Linked DNA regions of Homo sapiens: region 2 is linked to region 1. The links are chromatin loops, found by intact Hi-C in ENCODE. Cell type or tissue: heart left ventricle. All regions are shown on one strand. Links, peaks and the distances in the headings refer to the core of each region. The heading gives the core; the rest is flanking DNA. Region 1 overlaps TOM1L2 (target of myb1 like 2 membrane trafficking protein). Region 2 overlaps TOM1L2 (target of myb1 like 2 membrane trafficking protein).

Evidence for each region. Peaks named below come from ENCODE experiments on the same cell type or tissue, not always from the same donor. Only the 100,000 strongest peaks of a DNase experiment are listed, where the experiment ranks them.
Region 2: a loop joins it to region 1, with 2.8 times the contacts of the local background. A loop is called at or near these places in 2 of 110 quality-filtered maps.

The regions. Positions count from the first base shown.
Region 1 is chr17:17,901,363-17,912,861 of GRCh38, forward strand. It overlaps TOM1L2 (target of myb1 like 2 membrane trafficking protein), which reads right to left. Exons shown (of 15, transcript NM_001082968.2): 2 at 6,085-6,169. Among named protein-coding and RNA genes, the nearest start is that of TOM1L2, 65 kb to the right of the region's middle. In heart left ventricle, for the core only: no CTCF peak of the experiment used is centred there; no DNase peak of the experiment used is centred there.
Region 2 is chr17:17,847,702-17,859,200 of GRCh38, forward strand. TOM1L2 (target of myb1 like 2 membrane trafficking protein) reads right to left here. Exons shown (of 15, transcript NM_001082968.2): 13 at 3,192-3,251; 14 at 1,122-1,158; 15 at 1-82. Among named protein-coding and RNA genes, the nearest start is that of SREBF1, 16 kb to the left of the region's middle. RefSeq lists enhancers at 845-1,691, 2,193-2,452, 2,274-2,568, 11,124-11,499. In heart left ventricle, for the core only: a CTCF peak has its summit at 2,506; DNase peaks (open chromatin) are centred at 1,600 and 2,509; H3K27ac peaks cover 2,982 bases.

The DNA.
Region 1 (11,499 bases), core at 3,034-8,033:
TGGCATCAAGCCCTAGCAGCTTTCAGGGGAAAGGTCAGGCTCCTCAGGCAGTGCTCACAGCCTCGTGATTTGGCCTCTGGGCCATGATCAGGCTCCTCAAAGTCTCCCTGGACCCTAGACTTATAAGAACTCTTCCCTGATCCCCAAACAAGCCTCCTGTCATCCCTCCAGCCACAGCCTTTGTATCTTTGTCCTTCAGCTTCAGGACTACTCTCTGGAAAAGCTTTCTCCTCATCACCCCCAAGGAGGACATGGCTGCCCCTCTTCTGTCACCCTGAACATGCCCTCCCCATTATTATCTTGCTCTATTGCATGTCTTCAGTTCCTCCTCTGTGCCCTCTCCAGCTTAGAAGATAGAACACAAAGATTCTATGAGCTGAGGAGGGTCCAGAGATGGCCATGTAAATGACCCAGGTCAGGGGTTCCTCATGAGAGCTGCACATCAGAGTCACCTGTAGTGCCATTCCCAAATCCACAAGCTGTGCCTTGATTGTGTAGGTCTGAGGTGAGGCCTGGAAAACAGAGTCTAAAACAGTCCCAGCTGGGTGCTCTGGCTCACGCCTGTAATCCCAGCACTTTAGAAGCCCAAGGCAGGTGGGAGGTCAGGAGTTCAAGACCAGCCTGGCCAACATGGTGAAACCCTGTCTCTACTAAAAATACAAAATTAGCCGGGCGTGGTGGTACACACCTATAATCCCAGCTACTCAGGAGGCTGAGGCAGGAGAATTGCTTGAGCCTGGGAGGCGGTGGTTGTGGTGAGCTGAGATCACACCATTGCACTCCAGCCTGGGCGACAAGAGCAAAACTCCACCTCAAAAATAAATAAATAAATAAAAACAGTCCCAGGTAGGTTATTCAGTCAGCCACTCCTGGTTAATGCCTGAAGGACTGTCATCAAGGCCTTAGGCATCAGCATTCCTCAGGCTGATGGTGACCTCAGCTCTGGACATTAGGGAAAGCCCAAGGAGAGGCCTTTCGGGCAGTTTACCAATCTGCACCCACCAGGACCACAGCCTCCCATTGGTAAAGTATTGCACAAATACAAGAAGTGCAGGCAGCACTTCAGTGGCTGCGGCCAGGTGAGCCTGTGCTTGCATCCTGCATGTGCCCTTCCAAGCTGTGCTGCAAGGCCTTTGGCAAGTGACCAAACTACTCAGCCTCAGTTTCCTTAACACTGAAACAGGCTGTCACTACCATATAGAACTGTTGGGGGTAGGGGGCGCTGCTTGTGATGATGCACTGCAGGGCTGGACACAGGGCCTGCAGGGCGTGGCACATGCCAAGTGCTCACAGACAGCAGACAGGGTAAGGGCAGTGAATCCACCAAGATAGTCACCAAGACTGGGCAGATAACTGACACCCAAATGAAAGTGATGACAAAAGTCATGGGCAATGGAAATCTTTAAAGTGAAATAGTACATCCACATAGATATAGTATGGATATGAAGATACAGTTATGTAGCCAGATACATCATATATATTTACTCCTTTAATCCTTGTAACAACCCTATGAGATAGGTATTATTGGCAACCCCATTTTATAAGTGAGGAAATGGGACACAGACACAGGGAGATGAAGTAACTCACACAGGCTCGCACAATAAGCGAGTGGTGACCTAGAATTGCTCCAGCCTGTGGTGTCCACCTTCCTCCCCTTCATCCACCTGCCTCATCTGGCTGATACCCTGGCACTCTGTAAGACTCCAGTCTGGTGTCACTTCCTCCAAGAAGGCTTTGCTGCCAAAAGTCCCAAGGCTGACCACTGCCACTGCACTAGTCTCCGTAGCTATATATAGCTTCTCTCTCTCTCCCTGCCCCCCACCCAGCACTCGTTATGCATATGTTTATATGCCTGCATTCCTCATCAGACTGTGAGTACCTTAGAGACTTCATTCATTTATTCACTTATTTAACAAATATTTATTAACAGCTAATCAAATGCATTGTGCTAGGTGCTAGGGACAAAATGTTGAGTAATTGGCTGGGCGCGGTGGCTCACGCCTGTAATCCCAGCACTTTGGGAGGCTGAGGCGGGCGGATCACGAGGTAAGGGGATCGAGACCATGGTGAAACTCCGTCTCTACTAAAAATACAAAAAAAATTAGCTGGGCGTGGTGGCGGGCGCCTGTAGTCCCAGCTACTCAGGAGGCTGAGGCAGGAGAATGGCATGAACCCGGGAGGCGGAGCTTGCAGTGAGCCGAGATCGCGCCACTGCACTCCAGCCTGGGCGACAGAGCGAGACTCCATCTCAAAAAAAAAAAAAAAAAATGTTGGGTAAAACAGATGGAAATCCTGTCCTCATGGAGATCACAGCCTTGCGGGGGTTGCAGGGCAAGACAGACACTAACAACCGTCCCACAGATCTGTAAGTTTAAACTGTGATGAGCATCAGTACAACACGGGTTATGAAATCATATAACAGAGGACTTGTCCAAATCAGGAGGGGAAGGGGTTAGGGAAATGAGATTCAAACTGAGAGATCCAGTGAATGACGGGATCTACTTAGTGAAAGAGGTGACGAGAACAGAAGGGACAGCAGGTCAGAGGCCTTCAGGGAGGGCACAAAGGGGTGGGTGGGGTGCCCTACTGTCAGTCCAACTTGTGGGAGTTTCTTTCACTCAGGAAGAGATTATTATTATTATTATTATTTTTAAGATATGGGGTCTCACTACATTTCCTAGGCTGGTCTCAAACACCTAGGCTCAAGCAATCCTCCTGCCTCAGCCTTCTGAATAGGTGGGACTACAGGCATGAGCCACTGCACCTTGCTAGGAAGAGATTTTGAGACACCTCACAGCAGAGGCAACAAGAAAACATTCTCAGGAATCACTGAGGTGCTCTCACTCAAAAAGGTAGCAACAGGAGCTTTAGCCACTTGAAGAGAAAGATGTGTGTGACCAGCCTTCTGGGAATTGAGGATTTGAAAAAGAAGGCATTGGCCCCTTCAGAATAAGGAAGCTCCTGGGGTTCCTGGGCTTCCTGCCCTCAAGCCATAGAGATATTTGAGCAATTCACTGGAAAATAAGAGTTGCCAACATATTTGTATATTGCTCAAATCTGTAGAGAATTTCAAGCTGGGCCCAGGAATATGGAAAATTCAAGGAGCTGAAAGATCAGCAGGGTTGAAGAGCTCAAAGTGGAGCTGCCGAGGGGTCTGGGGCTCCTCATGAGGGGCCTGGTTGGGGTTTTTAACCTAAGTGCCTGCGAAACCCCTGAAGGCTTGTTAGCAAGGGAGCAACTTGGTCGTTGTGCAGCAGGAAGGGGTAGGAGGGAAGGGGTCGAAGCAGAGGTCCACCTCTAGGGTAAAGTGCAGACACCAGAGAATGCAGCACCTGACCTTGACTACCTTTCCAGCCGGATTCCAGACCCTCCCGCTCCCCCAATGTCACCCTGTCTATCCTAGACAGCTTGTATCCCTTGACACACTGGCCCTTTTGATGCCACCCTTGGCTACGGGACACATTTCTCCTGCCATCCTGGAAGACAGCCCCTCCAGGAAGCATTGATACCCACCTTTCCCTCTGGGACCATGGCATCAGGGACAGGCCTTGGCCACAGCCCTTGCCAGTCCTGCCAGGTGAGCGTTCAAGGGCAGGCTGGAACATTCACCTTGGCATCCCGTAGCTGCTATACCTCCACCCCTGGGGGTCAGTAAACATGGCCAGATGACTGGACAAACAAGTGAATGAGTGGCATGTTAGGAGGACGTGAGGAAGGTAGCCACTCGGAGCCCAGTGACGATGGGATTAGAGATGTGTAGTCCCTAACAACTATTTGTGAGTCACGTCTGTGTACCAGGCACCAAGCTGATCACCTATATTTAGCTGGTGAAAATATGCCACCTTTCACCAAAGACTCCCACGTTTTCATCCAGTGCAGGCCACTGCCCCCAACTCAAGTTCCCTGTGCAGTTCCCTGTCACATCTTCCAGGAGCCTGGCTGGCAGCAAAGATCTACTGCTGATCTCTGCTCCCCAGCCTGCTCCACCTCAGGAAACAGCAGCTCCATCCCATGGTTGTTCAGGCCCCAAACCTTGCAATTTCCCTTAACTCTTCATTCCTGTCTTATGTCAGCCAATTCCATTGGCTCTACCATCTAACACATTCAGAATCCCATCACTTCTAATCATCATCTCACACCAGTATTACTGTGATAACCTCCTCACTGGGTTTTCTTTCTTCTTTTTTCTTTTTAGAGACAGGGTCTTACTCTGTCGCCCAGGCTAGAATGCAGTGACACCGTCCTGGTTCATCACAGCCTCGAACTCCTAGGCGTAAGCAATCTTCCTGCCTCAGCCTCGTACAGTGCTGGGATTGCAGGTGCACGCCACTATGCCAGGCCATCGCTGGGTTTTCTGCATTGTCCTTGGCCTGCCCCCAGTCAGGCCACTCTGAACACAGTAGACTGAGTGATCTCTTTCCAATAAGAGTGGGACCACACCACTCCTCTGCTTGAATCTCCAAAAAGGTTGAAGCCAGAGTTGCTCTGGTTCTACATGGCCCTGTGTTATCTGGGTCCCCAGTATGTCGGTAACTTCCTCTCCAGGTACTCTCTTCTTTGACCACTCTGCTCCGGGCCCATTAGCCACCTTGCTATTCCTCAAACACATCAGACACCCTCTGTCCCAGGACTTCTGGGTTTGCTGTTCCATGAGCCTTGACAGTTCTTCCCTTGTATAATCCTCACCCCCTACTCCCTCATCTCCTTCAAGTCTTTGTTCAATGTCACCTTCTAAATGAGACTTTTCTGTTGTTTTGTCTTCTCTTTTCATTTTTTTTTTTTTTGAGACAGGGTTTTTCTCTGTCACCAAAACTGGAGTACAGTGGCATGCTCATGGCTCACTGCAGCCTCGACCTCCTGGGCTCAAGTGATCCTCCCACCTCAGCCTCCCAAGTAGTTGGGACTACAGGTGTGCACCACCACGCCTGGCTAACTTTTGTATTTTTTGTAAAGACAAGATTCAACCGTGTTGCCCAGGCTGGTCTCGAATTCCTGGGCTCAAGCAACTGGCCCACCTTGGCCTCCCAAGGTGCTAGGATTACAGATGTGACCCACCGAGCCCAGCCAAGACTTTTCTTGATCACTCTATTTAACATTGCTAATTCCCAGCCTCCTCTCTCCCCATCTCCCTTCCACAGTCTTGTCCTCATCTGACCAGGTTATATGTTTAATTATCTTGTTTATGGCCTGCCTCCCTACTACTCTAGACTGGCCGCTCCCCAAGGGGAAGGAATCTATCTTGTTCACTGCTGTGTCCTCAGTATTTACAATAGGGCCTGGCACAAGGTAGTCATTCGAGAAATATTTGTTGCATGAAAGCAGGACCAAGCTTGAGAGGCTGGTCCCCAGTTCACACATGGCAAGGCTAGAGTGACAGTGCTGAGATGCCAGCCCAGGGATGCCTGAGTCCCAGCTGCTCTCCTTGCCACTCCTGAAAATGGTTTAAGAGGGCATGGCTACAGTAAAGTAAGTGTTAGTGGTATGGACAGAGGGCTAAATACAGACCAGTTTGGAAGAAGTACAAATAGAGTGCAGCTGTAAAACAAAAGAGGATTCAGGAAATAACAACAGGAACGGATCCAGCAGTGCAGGAATGCAGGAGGGGCAACGTGTTCTAAGTCCACTCATGCCGCTTTCCCACTCCCGGCCGTGTCTGCCCCATGCCCTGGACCTCCCTCCATGGACACGGTGGTGCTCTCTGACTCCTGGCAAACCAGGGCAGAGACAGGCTGTGAAGGAGAGGCAGAGGCCAGGGAGGAGGGGAGGGACGAGGTGACACTTGGGCTGCAGAGACTAATGGCCACTGGGAACCAAGTAATCAAGCAGCTTCATTTCCACTTGTGATTAAAAGCAGGTGATTAAAGGAGGTCATCCCTGTTCTACCTCCAAGCACTGCCATTGGGCAAGTGGGGGAGGGATGAAGACAAAAAGGACAGATAATTCAGAGTGTCAGCTTATTCGATGCCAAACCAAACATACTAGGAACAAAACAAAAAATAAAACCTGCCACCCTTAGGCCCTGACAAGCTTTGAGTGGCCCCTAAAAGCTCAGAGAGGCTTCCCAGGAGAGGGGGGCACACGTACCCTTCCTCCGTCTCATTGATGATGTCACAGATCTCCATATTCAACGTCCAATCCTCACTTTGCAGGGAGCCATCTGTTGCCTTTTCTGTGAAATCAGAGAGAAAATGGGTTTACATTTCTCCTGGAATAAGTGGGCCTTGGCAGGAAATGGGAAGAGACCAGAACCACCACATTCTTCTCCCAAGCAGATGGGCTGAGCCAACAGAGCCATTCTAGGAGTGCTATTATCACAAGAGAACACCCGGGAAAGGTCCTGGCCTGAGGGCTGATGTTATAACGAGGTTCTTCATTCACCAAACTCTAGACTGAAAAGCTTATGACAGGCCTAAGCCATCAAAAATCACCCCAAACATGAGGATATTAGGTTTATGAACCCGTAGAGTCTGGAGCCAAACTACCTAGGTTCAAATACAGGCTCCACTACTTACTAGTTGTGTGGTCTTGGGTAAATTACTTAACTTCTAGGTGCCAAAGCTAGTGAAAACAACAGCACTTACCTGATATATTTGTTATGAAAATTAAATGGGTTGATATACATGAAACACTTAGAACAGAGCCTAGCACACAGTCAGTACTATACAGGTATTTGCTATTGGGATTATTAAAAATCAATTGCAGTAGTTAAAAACTACATTTCAGATAAGGGGGAGAAAGAAAGGACCATTGGTTATCAAGCCACTGTAGGTGTGGTGTTGGGTGTTTCACGTACATTATTTTATCTCATCCACAAAATGACTTTCTGACCACTCAATGAGGAAAGGACAGTATTTTCAACAAATGGTGCTGTGAAAATTGGATTGCCACATGCAAAAGAATGAACTTGGACCCTTTATCTTACACCATATACAAAAATTTACTCCAAATGGATCAAAGACATAAATGTAAGAGCTCAAACTAAAAAACTCTTAGAAGAAAACATAGTGAAAAAACTTCATGACACTAGATTTGGCAATCATCTCATGGATATGACACCAAAAGCACAGGCAACAAAAGAAAAATTTTGAACTACATCAAAATAAAAACTTCCAGGCATCAAAGGACACAACACAGTGAACCTGCAGAGGAAGAAAATATTTGCAAAATTATATATATGATAAGGGGTTAATATCCAGACTACGTAAAGAACTCCTATAGCTTAATAACAAAAAAACCCAAACTATCCAATTAAAAAATGGGAAAGGACTTCAATAGACATTTCTCCAAAGAAGATATATAAATGACTAACAAGTATGTGAAAAGAGGTTCAACATCACTAAGCATTAGGGAAGTGCAAGTCAAAAACACAATGAAATATCACCTCACACCCATTAGGATGGCTACTATCAAAAAAATAGAAAATAACAAGTGTTGGCAAGGATATAGACAAATTGGAACCCCTTTACACTTTTGATGGAAATGTAAAATGATATAGCTGCTATGGAAAACAGGACGGTAGTTAAAACACAGAATTACCCAGCCAGGCGCGGTGGCTCACGTCTGTAATCCCAGCACTTTGGGAGGCCAAGGAGGATGGATCACCAGGTCAGGAGATCGAGACCATCTGGCTAACATGGTGAAACCCCGTCTCTACTAAAAATACAAAAAATTAGCCAGGTGTGGTGGTGGGCACCTGTCGTTCCAGCTACTCAGGAGGCTGAGGCAGGAGAATGGCGTAAACCCAGGAGGCGGAGCTTGCAGTGAGCCAAGTTCATGTCACTGCATTCCAACCCGGGCGACAGAGCCAGACTCCGTCTCAAAAACAAAAACAAACAAACAAACAAAAAACATAGCATTACCCTATGATCTAGCAATTTTACTTCTGAGTATATACCCAAAAGAACTGAAAGCAGGGCCTTGAGGAGATATTTGCAGAGTCATGTTCATAGCAGCAATAGTCACAAGAGCCAAAAGGTGTAAACAGCCTGTGTCCATCAATTAAAGAATGGATAAGCCAAATGGATATACATATAATGGATTATTATTCAGCCTTAAAAAGGAAGGAAATCCTATTGCATGCACAATATGGCTGAACCTTGAGGGCCTTGTGCTAAGTGAAATAAGCCTTTCACCAAGACAAATACTAGATGATTCTACTTACAATCAGGTACCTAGAATAGTCAAATTTAAAGACAGAAAGTAGAATGGTGGTTGCCAGAGGCTGCTGGGGGGTGTGGGGGTGGGGGAATGGGGAGTTATTGTTTAATGAACACAGAATTTCAGTTTGGGGAAAATGAAAGAGTTCTGGAGATGGTTGTTGATGGTTGCACACAATGTGAACATACTTAATGCCACTGAACTGTATACTTTAAAATGGTTAAAATGGGCCAGGCAAAATGGCTCACACCTGTAATCTCAGAACTTTGGGAGGCTGAGGCAGGAGGGTTACTTGAATCCAGGATTTGACAACAGCTTGGGCAACATAGCAAGACATTGTTTCTACAAAAAATTTAAAAATTAGCTGGGCATAGTGGCTTGTGCCTGTGGTCCTAACTACTAATGAGGCTGAGGCAGGAAGATTGCTTAAGTCCAGGAGTTTGAGGCTGCAGTGAGATATGATTGAGCCACTGCATTCCAGCCTAGGCAACAGAGTAAGACCCTGTCTCTTAAAAAACTTTTTGTTGAATGGTTAAAATGATAAATTTAATGTTATGTGTATTTTAAAAACCACCACCAAAAAAGACAGAAAAATTATACATAGGTCAATGGACTGCTGGGTCAGGGAGTAGCAGGGTGGGGATCAGAGATCATTTGGGTCTGTAGCCTCCTTTGACGGGAAACCCGGGGCCCGCAGAAGAAAAGGGAAAGGTCCAGGAGCTCAGGATCGTCAGTGGCAGAGCCAGGACTACAGCCAGGGTCACTTGACTCCCTTCCCCCTCTGGGATGTGAGCTCTGTGAGGGCAGGGACTAGGTCTGTCTTGCCTTCCACTGGGTCCCCAGTGCCCAGCACTTGGCAGTAGTGCAATGCATTTACATCAGATGAATGACTGCATTAGCAACCCTTCCTCTAAGTTATGGATCTCAGCCCTGGCTGTACACGAGAACCACCTGGGGAGCTTCTAGAGAGCACCAATACCTGAGCCTCATGCCCCAGAGGTTCTACTTTGAATGGTATGGGGTGGGATTCAGTGATTATTACTATTATTATTATTATTATTTTTATGTGAGACAGAGTCTCACTCCATTGTGCAGGCTGGAGCGCAATGGTGTGATCTCGGCTCACTGCAACCTTTACCTCCTGGGTTCAAGCAATTCTCCTGTCTCAGCCTCCCGAGTAGCTGGGATTACAGGCACGTGCCACCATGCCTGGCTAATTTTTGTATTTGTAGTAGAGATGGGTTTCGGCACGTTGGCCAGACTGGTCTCGAACTCCTGACCTCAGGTGCTCCACCCACCTCAGCCTCCCAAAGTGCTGGGATTACAGGCGTGAGCCACTGTGCCCAGCCCCAACACTCTTGATGGTTGGGGAGGTAGATCATTTGGCTGTTTTCTTCTCCATTCTCACCAAAAGGATGTTGCTGAATGCAAAATGCTAAAACCAGTCCTCTTTTGCCTTCTGGTGTTGGCTGCTTCTGAAGTCACTATATTTAACATCAAAGTGTAGAAAGCGGCAGCCAAAAAGCCAAGCCGCTGGATTGCGAGGCTCCTCCAAACAGGGCTGCCTTAGGTTTCAGAGAACATAGGAGGGTGGGTGGGCAGAAAAACCATGCTCAGAGCCAGCACTATCACTGCTGTCAGCGTCAAGGCTTCAGGGCATCCTGGCCTGGGTCCTACCCCAGGCGAGAGAAAATGCCATGGCAACGGCATCAGGATGCTATGCTGCTCTTGCACTGAAGATTTAATGGGAGCCGTATCTGATTACCCGAGCTCAGGCCTGCCCTGCCCTGTCCAGTCCAGCCCAGCCTGGCCTACCCTACCCAGCCTCTTCCCCAGCCCAGTCCTTGGCCATTAGCATATCACCAGAGAGGTCAGCACTTTACAATTATCCGTCCAGAGGGCTGGCTGGTGGGAAGGACTTGCCCCACTGTTCCCTAGAACACTTGTGTTTCTGCTGTTGCACCAGGTTTTATTTTAGGTTTTGACGATTTAGGTGACAAAATAAATGAGACTGAACTTTGCTTTCCTCTGGCCTGGGGACAGGACTGAGTGAGGGAGCCCACATTGAGTGGCCTTAGTTCCAGAGGCAATCAGATCCAACTTTGCTCTTGATTAGCTGGAAATTCTTTTTTTTTTTTAATTTTTTTATTTTTTATTGATCATTCTTGGGTGTTTCTCACAGAGGGGGATTTGGCAGGGTCATAGGACAATAGTGGAGGGAAGGTCAGCAGATAAACAAGTGAACAAAGGTCTCTGGTTTTCCTAGGCAGAGGACCCTGCGGCCTTCCGCAGTGTTTGTGTCCCTGGGTACTTGAGATTAGGGAGTGGTGACGACTCTTAACGAGCATGCTGCCTTCAAGCATCTGTTTAACAAAGCACATCTTGCACCGCCCTTAATCCATTTAACCCTGAGTGGACACAGCACATGTTTCAGAGAGCACAGGGTTGGGGGTAAGGTCACAGATCAACAGGATCCCAAGGCAGAAGAATTTTTCTTAGTACAGAACAAAATGAAAAGTCTCCCATGTCTACTTCTTTCTACACAGACACGGCAACCATCCGATTTCTCAATCTTTTCCCCACCTTTCCCGCCTTTCTATTCCACAAAACCGCCACTGTCATCATGGCCGGTTCTCAATGAGCCGCTGGGCACACCTCCCAGACGGGGTGGTGGCCGGGCAGAGGGGCTCCTCACTTCCCAGTAGGGGCGGCTGGGCAGAGGCGCCCCTCACCTCCCGGACGGGGCGGCTGGCCGGGCGGGGGGCTGACCCCCCCACCTCCCTCCCGGACGGGGTGGCTGCCGGGCGGAGACGCTCCTCACTTCCCAGACGGGGTGGCTGCCGGGCGGAGAGGCTCCTCACTTCTCAGACGGGGCGGCTGCTGGGCAGAGGGGCTCCTCACTTCTCAGACGGGGCGGTTGCCAGGCAGAGGGTCTCCTCACTTCTCAGACGGGGTGGCCGGGCAGAGACACTCCTCACCTCCCAGACGGGGTCACGGCCTGGCAGAGGCGCTCCTCACATCCCAGACGGGGCGGCGGGGCAGAGGCGCTCCCCACATCTCAGACGATGGGCGGCCGGGCAGAGACGCTCTTCACTTCCTAGATGGGATGGCGGCCGGGAAGAGGCGCTCCTCACTTCCTAGGTGGGATGGCGGCCGGACGGAGACGCTCCTCACTTCCCAGACTGGGCAGCCAGGCAGAGGGGCTCCTCACATCCCAGACGATGGGCGGCCAGGCAGAGACGCTCCTCACTTCCCAGACGGGGTGGCGGCCGGGCAGAGGCTGCAATCTCGGCACTTTGGGAGGCCAAGGCAGGCGGCTGGGAGTTGGAGGTTGTAGCGAGC
Region 2 (11,499 bases), core at 265-5,264, 56 kb before region 1:
GCAGGAGCCTCCATGGGGGGCGAGGGGAGGTCGGGAACCATTTCAGCAGCTTTGGCTCTTTCTTCAAGGAATTTATCAAACTCTGCAATACAAACCAAGGCAAGGGTCAGGGTTGGTGAGGGCAGGCCACCAGAGGAAGCGCACCCTTCCACTCCCCAGCCCGTTTCCTCCTCTAGGGCAGGCATGAAGCCCACCTAGGAGCAGGTGGGTAGGGAGGGGTTCGTGAGCTGCAGTGTGGGGGGAGGCTCCTGGCTGTGCCCAGTCCTCCTGCCCTGGAGGGAAAGGCTCTGGAAAACACAGCCCAGAGTGCTCACCCTACCGCTGACCATTTTCCAGATCAGCACTGGGTTTTGTCCATTTTCCAGATCAGCACTGGGGGTGGGGCAGGGTAAGCTGGAGGGGCCAGCTTCTGATTAAACAGGCAGGAACCATCCCACCTACCCCACCCTTGCCCACCAATGGAGGACTGAGGAGATGCTGAGGAATGCAGTGGGGAGGGGGGAGTGCCCCATTTCTATGGGCACTGAGAGCTAGGGAGCAGGGTCCTCTGAAGTTTCCCTCCCTGCGGAGCGGTCTGGCCACAGGGTCTGGCAGACCTGGGGAGAGGAGGACAGGAGCACGGAGAGGCAGATGGAGTGGGGCAAGATGAGCTTGGGGAGGCAGGATGTGAAGGGCAGGGGATGTGGGGGTGGCCATGTGGGAGAACTAAGACCCCGCTGCTCCCATCCAGCCCATCAGCTGAGGCCCAGGAGAGGCTCCTCCCTTCTGGCTCAGTGGCCCAAGGGTGCTGCTGCGCACCTCCACAAACTGCGTGTCTGAGCTGGGCTGAGCACCTGTGGGTCAGGACCAGGTGGCAATCTGCACCCGCTATTCACCAGCTCTGCAACTTTGTGGAATTGACATGTTCTTTCTGACCTGTTTCCCAATAAGCGAGATAAATCACACTTCCCAAATCAGCGTAAGACCTGGGTGGGACAAAGCCACCCGTGAAGCCCATGGCTCAGGGCCTGGCACCAGTAGGTGCTCTGGCAGCGGGGGCTCCAAGATGATGGGGGCTGGCTCCTGTGCAGCCTGCACAGAGGCAACAAAAGGGGGCTGTAAGGCCACTGGCCAGGCCATACCTTCACTTGTGACACCCTCCTCCAGATCATCACCCTTCTGTGGGAGGAGCAGAGAAAATGAAATTAGGGCACTGGTCCAAGCACTGCCCGCCCAGCCACCTCTGTCTGCCCATGGCCACCCTAGGACAGCACTGCCCAGGGTAGCCTGAACAAAACTTCCTAATTTTCCCTGTTTCCAGATTTCTGTAATAGTAAAATACTGCTCTTCTTATTGGAGAAACAGAAGCTTTGTTTTTAAAAAACAAAAGCAAAAAATTCAAACATGTTTTAGGTTTTGATCCTCCAGAAAGGCTGGAAAGAAAACTCCAAAAACGGTGCAGGCTGGTTCTCCAGCCTGGGCTGCAGAGGGCGGGACCCCACCTTTGGCACTCTTGAGGCTCTAGGGAGAGGCACAGAGCAGTAGCCACAGGGGGCTGAGCCTGAGCACACACAGGGTCACGTGTGCCCAACACAACACCCACTCACTGCCAGCCACAGGGTTTCTGGGAAGACGCTGTTGACACCAATAGCTGGAAACCGCATGAGGCCTTGATGGCTCAGGGCCACAAAGCCCACAGCACAGGGCCTGTCACTCAGTAGGTACTTTGGGAGTGGAGGCTGTGCCTCCAGAAGCCATGTCCTGCAGCCTCCTGGGAGCTGCACCAGCCTCCTCCCGTGGCCCAGATTATATTATCTGCTGCTGGCTCCTCAAGGAGCCATGGAGGCTCTGTGCACTCAAAAATTAAAGTGCATCAGACTTGATTTTGTTTGGAGAACATGGTAGTGTCTTGAGCTCATGGGGTTCCCTGGGGACTGGGGAAGAGCAGCATGTGCAGGGCCTCATTGGGAAGGGGCAGGATGGGGAAGTGACAAAGCCCTGGGCTGGGCTAGGAGACCTGGGTTCCTTCCTGACTCTACCACTGACCTGCTATGTAGCCTTACTGGACACATCCCCTCCCTGTCTGGACCCTGGGGTCCCCCTTAGAAGTTAAGGACCTTGGTCCTTCCTGCCTTGCTTCTGTGAGAGAAGCAATTTCTTTTCGAGACAGCCCCTTGGGAAAGATGTCCCGGGGTGTGTTCTTCCTCCCTGACACCCAGGCAGCTGCCTTCTTTGGCAAGGCATGTGTTTGGAAAGCTGACCTTCTGGGGAGGAGGCCCAGAGCAGCCAGAGGCCCCAACCTGAGGCCTGCTGTCCTGGTGTGGGAGGTAGCCAGGTCACCAGCCCACAGACAGCCAGGCTGACCCTGTGGTTAAAGAACTCAACAGGCTCTTCTGCCTGGGGACAAGGCCCCCTACAGAGGAGGCACCTAGGAGGGAGATGAGGTGTCTCCAGCTCTGGGGGAGAATCCAACTACCCCATGACTCTGGGCAAGCCACTTCCCAGAGTGCACTTCTTCATCCGCCACCCTGGCCCCCTACTGGGCTGCTGAGAGTGAAAGTGCTTTGTAAAGAACAGAGGGAGGGGCCAGCAGTTATCACATGCAGCCACTGCAGCTCTCCTTTCTTGGGACCTGTTGCCATTTTCAGATGCATAGTATCCTCATCTTCTAGCCCTATCTCTGAGGATGGAGACAATGGGTCTTTGGGGCAGGGGTTCTTTTACATCAAAAATCAGGAAGGGAGGAGGGGGATGACAGCCAATTAAAAACAAAAGCACTGTGTGTATACTTCACAATTAAAAAAAAAAGAAATGAAAACAAAACAAAACAAAACAAAAAACATGCTCCCCCAACACTCCCTCCCCCAAAAAACCAAAGCACGGCACATACATCTGAAATGGAAAAGATACTGGGGGGAAGGCAAGTGTGTGTTTTGGAGCCAGCTACGGCTAGGACTGTGTGGGTGAAGGAGGCTGTGCCCAAGGCCTTGCCCCCAGCACAGTTGGCCTCCGCAGGCCGGGAGGCCACTGCAGCACCCACAGCTATGGGCTGATGTCGGGGAGGAGGGGCAGCTATGGAGCTTGCCCAGACCTCCCTTCTCCACTGACCCAGACAGGGGTGGAGCCCCTGCTGATGCTCCCCCAAGGCCTGTCCTCAGAAGAGCCTCTGCCGCTCCACACCCCACAGATGAAATAGAAAAGTCGAGTCTCACCAGGTCGGTCCTGAGCCACACCTCAATGTCGTCCATGACAGATGGCTGCGCAACGGGGATCTATGGAGGCGGCAAGCAGCGGGCCAGGCAGCCCCCACACAGCCAGCGAGGGGAGACAGAACACCGGAACAAAGGAAATCATCAACAGCAACCCCAAATAAAACCAAAATGTACACAGAGCAAAAAAACACAATTGGCACAGCACACAGGGGCAACACAGGGCAGCCACGTGTGAGATGGCAGGTGAGGAAAGCAATGAGGTGCAAATGATAAGAAGCAGGCTCCCGGCAGGGCCGGCGGTAAGGAAGGTGGCTGTACGCGTTCTTGAAATGGAGAACTTTTTGACTATGAGTGTCCACTCTCACATTGCGGGGCCTCTCAGCCCGGGGCTGCAAAACACCTTCTAACTTCAGGAAGGCGCTGCCACGCAGGCTGATTTTGAACTCAGCCACTATGACAGTCCGCTGTCAAGCCCAACCCAGGGAAGGCCAAGTGACAGCCTGCCCAGAGCGGGGTACAGGTGCTCAGAGGGCAGGGCAGCACCAGCCCCGGGGGGATGCAGGGGGTCTGTTTGCTCCGCTGAAGAGATTTTGAAATGCGTCCTGGTGCATTTCTGAGTGGAGAGGGGAACTGGAGGAGGTGCGTGCTCCGCTGGGCTGGGTGTGGCCTGGTAGACAGAGGCAGGCACATTTTACCATCAACAGAAACACAGCAAAAACGAGGGCTCTGATGACAAAGGGGACTATGGGGCTTTAGTCTTCTTTGTGTCTCTTTAGGGGAAATTCATGAAGCAGCCCTGAAAGCAACAGCTCCCTTTAGTCTCGTCCTTTCTTCCCTGTGTTCAATGGCTGGCTGTGCTTCAGGAGTCAAAGAAACCAAGTTCAGCTGAGCACTGGGGCGCAGCAGCCAGAGCCAGGGAGGTGACAGCTTCCAGGCATACTAAGGTGTACCACGGGGTTGCCTGAGCAGTCACCTTGCTTGGGCCCCTGTGCCAAGCACCTCAGGGACAGAGACTCTGAAAAATGCACATGGCTAAAAAGGTTTAAGTTGCCATCAAATATGACATGATAAGAAGCTCCCTAGAAGCCATGTTAATGGAATGTTGGCTCCCAGCCTAGAGAAATGAGGTGATGACCCTTAATCACCTCCTCACCTACCCTGGCTCTGGGAGGTACCCTTCCGGGGCTCACTTGCAAGACCCCTATTTCTATTACAAAAATGCCAGCTCTGTCTATAGCTGGCTTCACCCAATGCCATGATCTAGGGTAAGACTAAAGTAAAAATAAGCAGTAAAAGGAATGCATACCCCAGTGTCTATCAAATGTAAAAAATAACACGACCTTCACAAAGAAAAAGAACAAAGAACACATATCACCAGCAGTGATGTGACAACTCCAGTCCTGGGGGTTGACACCTGCTGCTGATGGTGGGGGAGGGTGGTTTGGGGTCCCAGGTAGAGTCCAGCACTCTGAGCAGGTATCTACGATGCCACCAGAGCTCTTCACTCCCTCAGTGAGCTCAGCTGGCCCCTTGCTCTGAGGAATGTGCTCTGTGTCCTAACTTCGGACCCAATGTGGGAAGCCCACAAGAGCACTTTCAGAAAGGCCCAAGCCAGTCACTGATCAGATTAGGAAGAGTCTGTGTTGCTCATTATTTCTTTGACTTACTGGGGAGTTAAGAATGTTGAATTGAGCAGGGCACGGTGGCTCATGCCTGTAATCCCAGCACTTTGGGAGGCCGAGGCGGGCAGATCACCTGAGGTCAAGAGTTTGAGACCAGCCTGACCAACAGGGAGAAACCCAGTCTCTACTAAAAATACAAAATTAGTTGGGTGTGGTGGTATGCGCCTGTAGTCCCAGCTACTGGGGAGGCTGAGGCAGGAGAATCACTTGAACCTGGGAGGCAGAGGTTGCAGTGAGCCGAGATCACGCCATTGCACTCCACCCTGGGCAACAAGACTGAAACTCTGTCTAAAAAAAAAAAAAAAAAAAAAAAAAAGAACATTGAATTGAAAAGGTATCAGGGAGTCTTATCACCCAGACATGAAACCTAGGGACAGGAGGCATGTGGGTCCTCACTGGGGGGATGGACGCACAAATGACTGACAGATGTGTTAACAATGCCTAAGGCTGGCACTTCCTTGCCCTTGCCCATCAAAAGGCAGTAGGGTACACTGCTACTCTGTGCTTGCTGGCAGGCCTTCTGCCTTGAGACATTCCTGGAACAGGACACACCAGTTATCATGCTCTCAATGACTGTAAGTCAGAATGTGTGGCCTCTGGGAGGACGCATGCCATGCTGAGTCCCCAAAACTGAAGCTTAGAAAGTCAGCAGCATCTCCAGAGAGAAAATAGTCCCACACTAGCGGTTAGAGTGTGCACCAGCCCTTTCTTTACACCTGACCAGCTTTTGTCCACTTAGCAGAAACAGACTAGATGTCCTGAGCTTTCCAATGTGTTGCAAAAGCTACAACAAAGACATTAAGGGGTCAGGGGCCTTAAACCTTCAGATTTTTCTTGTAATTGTTTTGTTGCTGCTAAAGAACAAATCCCTTGAGGCCTGGGGTCATACTTTAATTTTCTTCTTTGGGGATAAATCTTGAGAGCCAACATGCTCAGAAAATAAACAATGACACTTAAGAAATTCCTCACCTCCTCAAAAATAACTTCCCAAAAGCTGGCTCATGGGAACCCTTTTCTTCCATGTCCTAGATTTTTCCAAATAAGTAGTATGTTTATGGAATGGCATCCTCCAGACCAAGCCCTAGAGGGCACGCTGAGGAGAGTGCACTGGGTGGGGTCCATCTGGGCCCTCACACTCACTGGTGGCAGGACCTGGGGTGAGTCGCTCCTCTCTGGACCCCACTTTCTTCACCGGAGAGCTCCTGAGTTTCTTCTATCCTAAGAAGCCTTAGAGATTTGGGTGGAGAGGCAGGAGCAGGGGACAGAGGCCTGAGCAATGCTTGGCCTCAATTTCCTCATCTGTGAAATAAGGCGATTGCTAGATTGTATTTGGCTTTCAATTCTTATGACTCAGAAACCTTAACTTTCAGGTTGGTGCTTCTGTTTTCTAATTCAGAAACCCAGGGATGTCAGAAATTATGGAAACTGACTCATTACAATATAGAAGCCACTTGGCCTCAGGGCGTGAACCATGGTGGAGCAGGGTGATGGTTAACAGTTAAGCTTATATAACGTAAGCTTAAATTGACTTTCTTGTGGCCAGACACAAAACCTTAGCTATCTAAACCTCTTGTCCTGGTAAATAAATGCCTTGAGTATTATAACAGGGCAAAGTTCCTTCTAATAATGTAGGTGCTATCAGACTCAGACTAAACATGTACACTGCTTGGAAAATATGAACCAAAGAAACTGTGGGAGGCCGAGGACGCGCTCCTTGTCAGGCTGATGGGAGGGAAGTGGGGCCCTGGTTGGAGCAGGGGGCACTGCGCTGAGTCTTAGGGGACTCTGTTTCTTCCCTGCAGCTTTGGGCAAGACACCAGGCCCTTAGGAGGCCTCGGTATCCTCATCTGTCAGACTAGGGGCTGGCCCAGCAGATTCCTAAGAAGGCTGTTGGCTCTGATGTGTCATAGTTTTATTTTTATTTTTATTTATTTATTTAGTTATTTATTTAATTAATTAATTTATTTAGAGACAGAGTCTTGCTCTGTTGCCCAGGCTGGTGTGCAGTGGTGCGATCTCAGCTCACTGCGACCTCTGCTTCCCAGGTTCAGATAATCCTTGTGCCTCAGCCTCCTGAGTAGCTGGGATTACAGGCGTGAGCCACCACACCTGCCTAATTTTTTTTTTTTTTGTATTTTTAGTAGAGACAGGGTTTTGCCATGTTGGCCAGGCTGATCTCAAACTCCTGGCCTCAAATGATCTGCCCAGCTTGGCCTCCCAAAGTGCTGGGATTACAGATGTGAGCCACTGCACCCAGCCTGACATGCCATAGTTTCAGCATTTTCTTGGGCAATGATCCAAGCTGAAGGCTGGTCTGAGGGATCTGAAGAAGCGTATGAGTTGGAAGAGAGGGACAGAAAGGAAGAAGACATGTGAAGAGAGAAAAGGAAGGAAGCTAGCAGAGGAATGCCCTCCAATAGAGACTGCTGCCTGAAGCTCAGCCCCTCTGAAGATAGGTAGGCCAGGCTGGCTTGGCTGAGGCAGTGGTTAGACCAGCCCTGCCCATTTTCAAAGTCCACAGACATCTTGGATGTCAGAAGCCACAGGTTTTGATCTGAGTGGCAGGTGAGCCATCCTGCTGTCAGCTGATTCTCACTTGGAACTGCAGGCAGGGGCAGCTCTGCCTCAGGGATCAGGAGGGAGGGTTGCCTGCCCAAGGGGGAGAGGCATGTCTGTCTGGTACTCCAGGGGTTAGGATTATCCTTCCAGAGTAAGAGCCTTGGGGGCCTCCAGGTCTGAGGAGGGAGTCCCGCCCTCCAAACCCAAGCCTGGGTTTTGGCAGCAGCATTCTTTACTAACCTACCTCTGTTCTTGTTTTGACTTAGATTCTCTCACATGAGGATATTTTCCTGGCTGCACCCTGCAAAAGGGAGACACCCCTAGCTGATCACCAGCCAAGAGAGGCAAAAAGACCTCACACTAGAGAGGCCAGGGAGGGAGAGCACAAGCCTAGCAGTCTCCCTGAGAGCCGCCCGGCCCTAGCCCATTGACAAGTCTCATTTCTCTTCAACCAGTAATAAGCCTGGTGGTGTCAGTTAACTTCTGTGTTGGCTATCCACACACCTGAGTCCCAGGAGCATAAGGGTTCCAACAGATGCTCCTCTGCAGCTTCCCACAGCCCCATGCCCACAAGGAAACCCACCTGTCCAGTTTTCAATGTAACAAGAACAATTTCTGTAGCTCAGGTGTACTATTTCCAGAGAAGCTGTGAATCCCTTCCTATGTCACTTCAAGCACCACCCCACTGGGACCAAGTCTAAAAGCCTTTGATCTCACTCAATAGTACAAAAAGTTTCCAAGTAAAGAATTTGTACTCAGGAGGCTTGAAAAGACTCAAGGTTTCTACACTATGGGAAATAAGGCAAAGCAATTAATATTTGTTGTAAAGAAAAAAAAAAAAACAAACTGCAGTCAGTCAGGCAAGACACCAGGTTAGCTGTTAGTTAGGTTTGTTTCTGGGAAGTTAGAGACTGGAGCTCTACGTGGGACCTGGCAGTGGCGAGGCAGTCTGTGTGGGCAGAGACAGGCACCACCACCAGCTGCCAAGGCCACCCTCAGGGGAGTTTGTGTGGGCAGTATCCTTTTTTGCAGGATTAATAGGCACAAGGGCATGTGGGCTGGATCTTCCCAATGAATGGACATGGTTTCCAGAAGCCCTGCTGCAAAGGCCCCTGACATGTGGGCCAGAGGCCAGCCTGTCCCTGAAGAAGCAAATGAGAGGCCTGGGCCAGCACATCTCTCTAAGAATGGGCTTGGGGTCTAGTGGAGGAACTGCCTTCTCACGCAGAGCAGCAGTATGCTGCTACTATGAGAGGTGGCAGGAGACCTGCCCAGGCTGACAGCAGAGCTGTGCAGAGGGCACCAGCCCAAGCTGGGTGGCAGGCAGATGCCCCTTGCTCCCACGGCTCTGGGTGATCCTGCATGGCCCAAGTTCCTACTCACTGGTCACGCTTTGCTCAAGCAGGTGGACCCTGTGCTGCTTGCAGTCTAGGACCTGCTGGCCTTTCCTCTGGCCACAGCCTAGCATAGCACACTATGGGCAGTTATGTATTCCTCTCACCCCACCCCACCTGGAGGGAGAGGCACATGTTTGCACTGCTTTCATCATCTTTCCTTCTCTGCATTCTCTCCAGCTCAGGCTCCATCACATGTACCACAGCTTTGGGCTCTGCTAGAGGTGAAATGGTCATCCCAAGACATACAGCCTGAGATGAGCTGACCCTCTCTCCATGCACCAGGCTCAGGCCACCTGAACAGACAAGGCAGGAGAGACCCTTGCAGGTCTGTGGGCCAGGAAAGCTCTGCTACATGAGAACCAACTGTGTTTACAACATTGAACTCCCCTGGGCTTTGTTTTCTTTTTACTCTGTTTCTACTGTGTTTATTTTTTTATTTTTTTGAGAGGGAGTCTCACTCTATCACCAGGCTGGAGTGCAGTGGTGCAATCTCAGCTCACTACAATCTCTGCCTCCCAGGTTCAAGCGATTCTCCTGCTTCAGCCTCCCAAGTAGTTGGGATTACAGGCACATGCCACCACACCCAGCTAATTTTTGTATTTTTAGTAGAGACAGGGTTTCACCATGTTGGCCAGAAGGGTCTCGATCTCCTGACCTCGTGATCTGCCTGCCTCAGCCTCCCAAAGTGCTGGGATTACAGGCGTGAGCCACTGCACCCGGCCTGTGTATTCTTCAAGAGGTTTCAAATCATTTTGACGGACTTAGTGGATATAAGCAACTATATTATAAAAATCTGTCAAGCCTAGGACTGCCAAATTCACAGGCACTGGGCTACAGAGGGCTTCCCTGACTGGTCAGATGCTTTGAGTCTGTTCCCTTAGAATTGTTCCCTCCCAAGCAAAAGCCACAGTAACTTGTGCTCATCCTGGAAAAGTGAATACTGCTCGGAGCTCCGGAGACAGTAAAAGGAAGGAAAGGACCCTCTCCTCATCCCTGCTAATGTCCCAGACTCTTAAGGCCTGGGGACAGGGAGGTATTTTTGGGACTGGGAATCTGTGGCTTACAGAGATTATGCAAAAATAGGAGGGGAAATTTGGCACCCCTGCCAGAAAGAAAGCGTGTGGCCTTGTACTGTCTGATTCACAAAGGCTCGGCAGGTCACAAGAGGAAGACATGAGCTGTTACACAGGTAGGGGCTGGGGTGGACAGCAGGCTTGGCTCGGCTGGTGACTCCTCACCATTCCTTGGGTTATAAGCCAGCTGTCTATGGGCTCCAGGTCAGACTCCCCACCTCTACCTCTCTTCTGGGCCGAGGACAGAAAAGTCTCAGAAAGAAAAGTCACAGCAAGACCCATGAGAAAGAAGTCAATAGCACATATTGTGGAAACAGAAAAGTCACTCTTCAGACGTGATCCTTTGCCACGTAAGGAAATGTGATGCCCTGCTCCCAACCTCCACCCCAGCACGTCCCCCTTACCTGCCTGGAAAAAAGAAGAAAAGTTTAGTAACCAAGAATCCCAACAGGATAACACATACTCATGCCAACTACTCCCGTGCCCTTGGAAAATCTCCAGGAGATCACAGAAGGTTGACCAGAGCCGCTTCTCTCAATTACGGCTATCAGGGTTGGGAGGGGGTCAACTTTTCAAAGAACCAGCTTTTACAAAAGCAATTCTACTTTTTTCTTTTTCCTACATTTTTTTTTTCTCTTTTCTAGTGGCATGTGTATTCTTTTTCTAAACTCTTGAATACTAAATTTAGGTGTATTATTGCCTTTTAAAATATTTATTTGAGATGAGGTCTCACTGTGTTGCCCGGACTGGTCTCAAAAACTCCTGGGCGCAAGTGATCCTTCCGCCTCAGCCTCCTGAGTAGCTAGAATGACTTTTTCTTTTTCTCTTTTTGAGATGGAGTCTTGCTCTGTCACCCAGCCTGGAGTGCAGTGGTGCGATCTCGGCTCACTGCAACCTCCGCCTCCTGGATTCAAGCAATTCTCTGTCTCAGCCTCCCAAGTGGCTGGGATTACAGGTACCTGCCACCACACCTGGCTAATTTTTGTTTCTGTTTTTTTGAGATGGAGTCTAGCTCTGTCGCCAGGCTGGAATGCAGTGGCACGATCTTGGCTCACTGCAACCTCTACCTCCTGGGTTCAAGCAATTCGCCTGCCTCAGCCTCCCAAGTAGCTGGGATTACAAGCATGCGCTGCCACGCCCAGCTAATTTTTGTATTTTTAGTAGAGATGGGGTTTCACCATGTTGGCCAGGACGGTCTCAATCTCCTGACCTCGTGATCCACCCACCTCAGCCTCTCAAAGTGCTGGGATTACAGGCGTGAGCCATTGTGCCCGGCCCTAATTTTTGCATTTTTATTAGAGACAGGGTTTCACCATCTTGGCCAGGCTGTTCTTGAACTCCCACCTCGGCCTCCCAAAGTGCTGGGATTACAGGCGTGAGCCACTGCGCCCAGCCCTGGGATGACCTTTTCTTGACTGACTTGGTTGGATTTGATTTGTAGAGGTGCGGCTACACGATTTTCTCCCATTCATTTTATTTTATTTATTTTTGAGACGGAGTTTCACTCTTCTTGCCCAGGCCCGAGTGCAATGGCATGATGTCGGCTCACTGCAACGTCCGCCTTTGGGTTCAAGCGATTCTCCTACCCCAGCCTCCT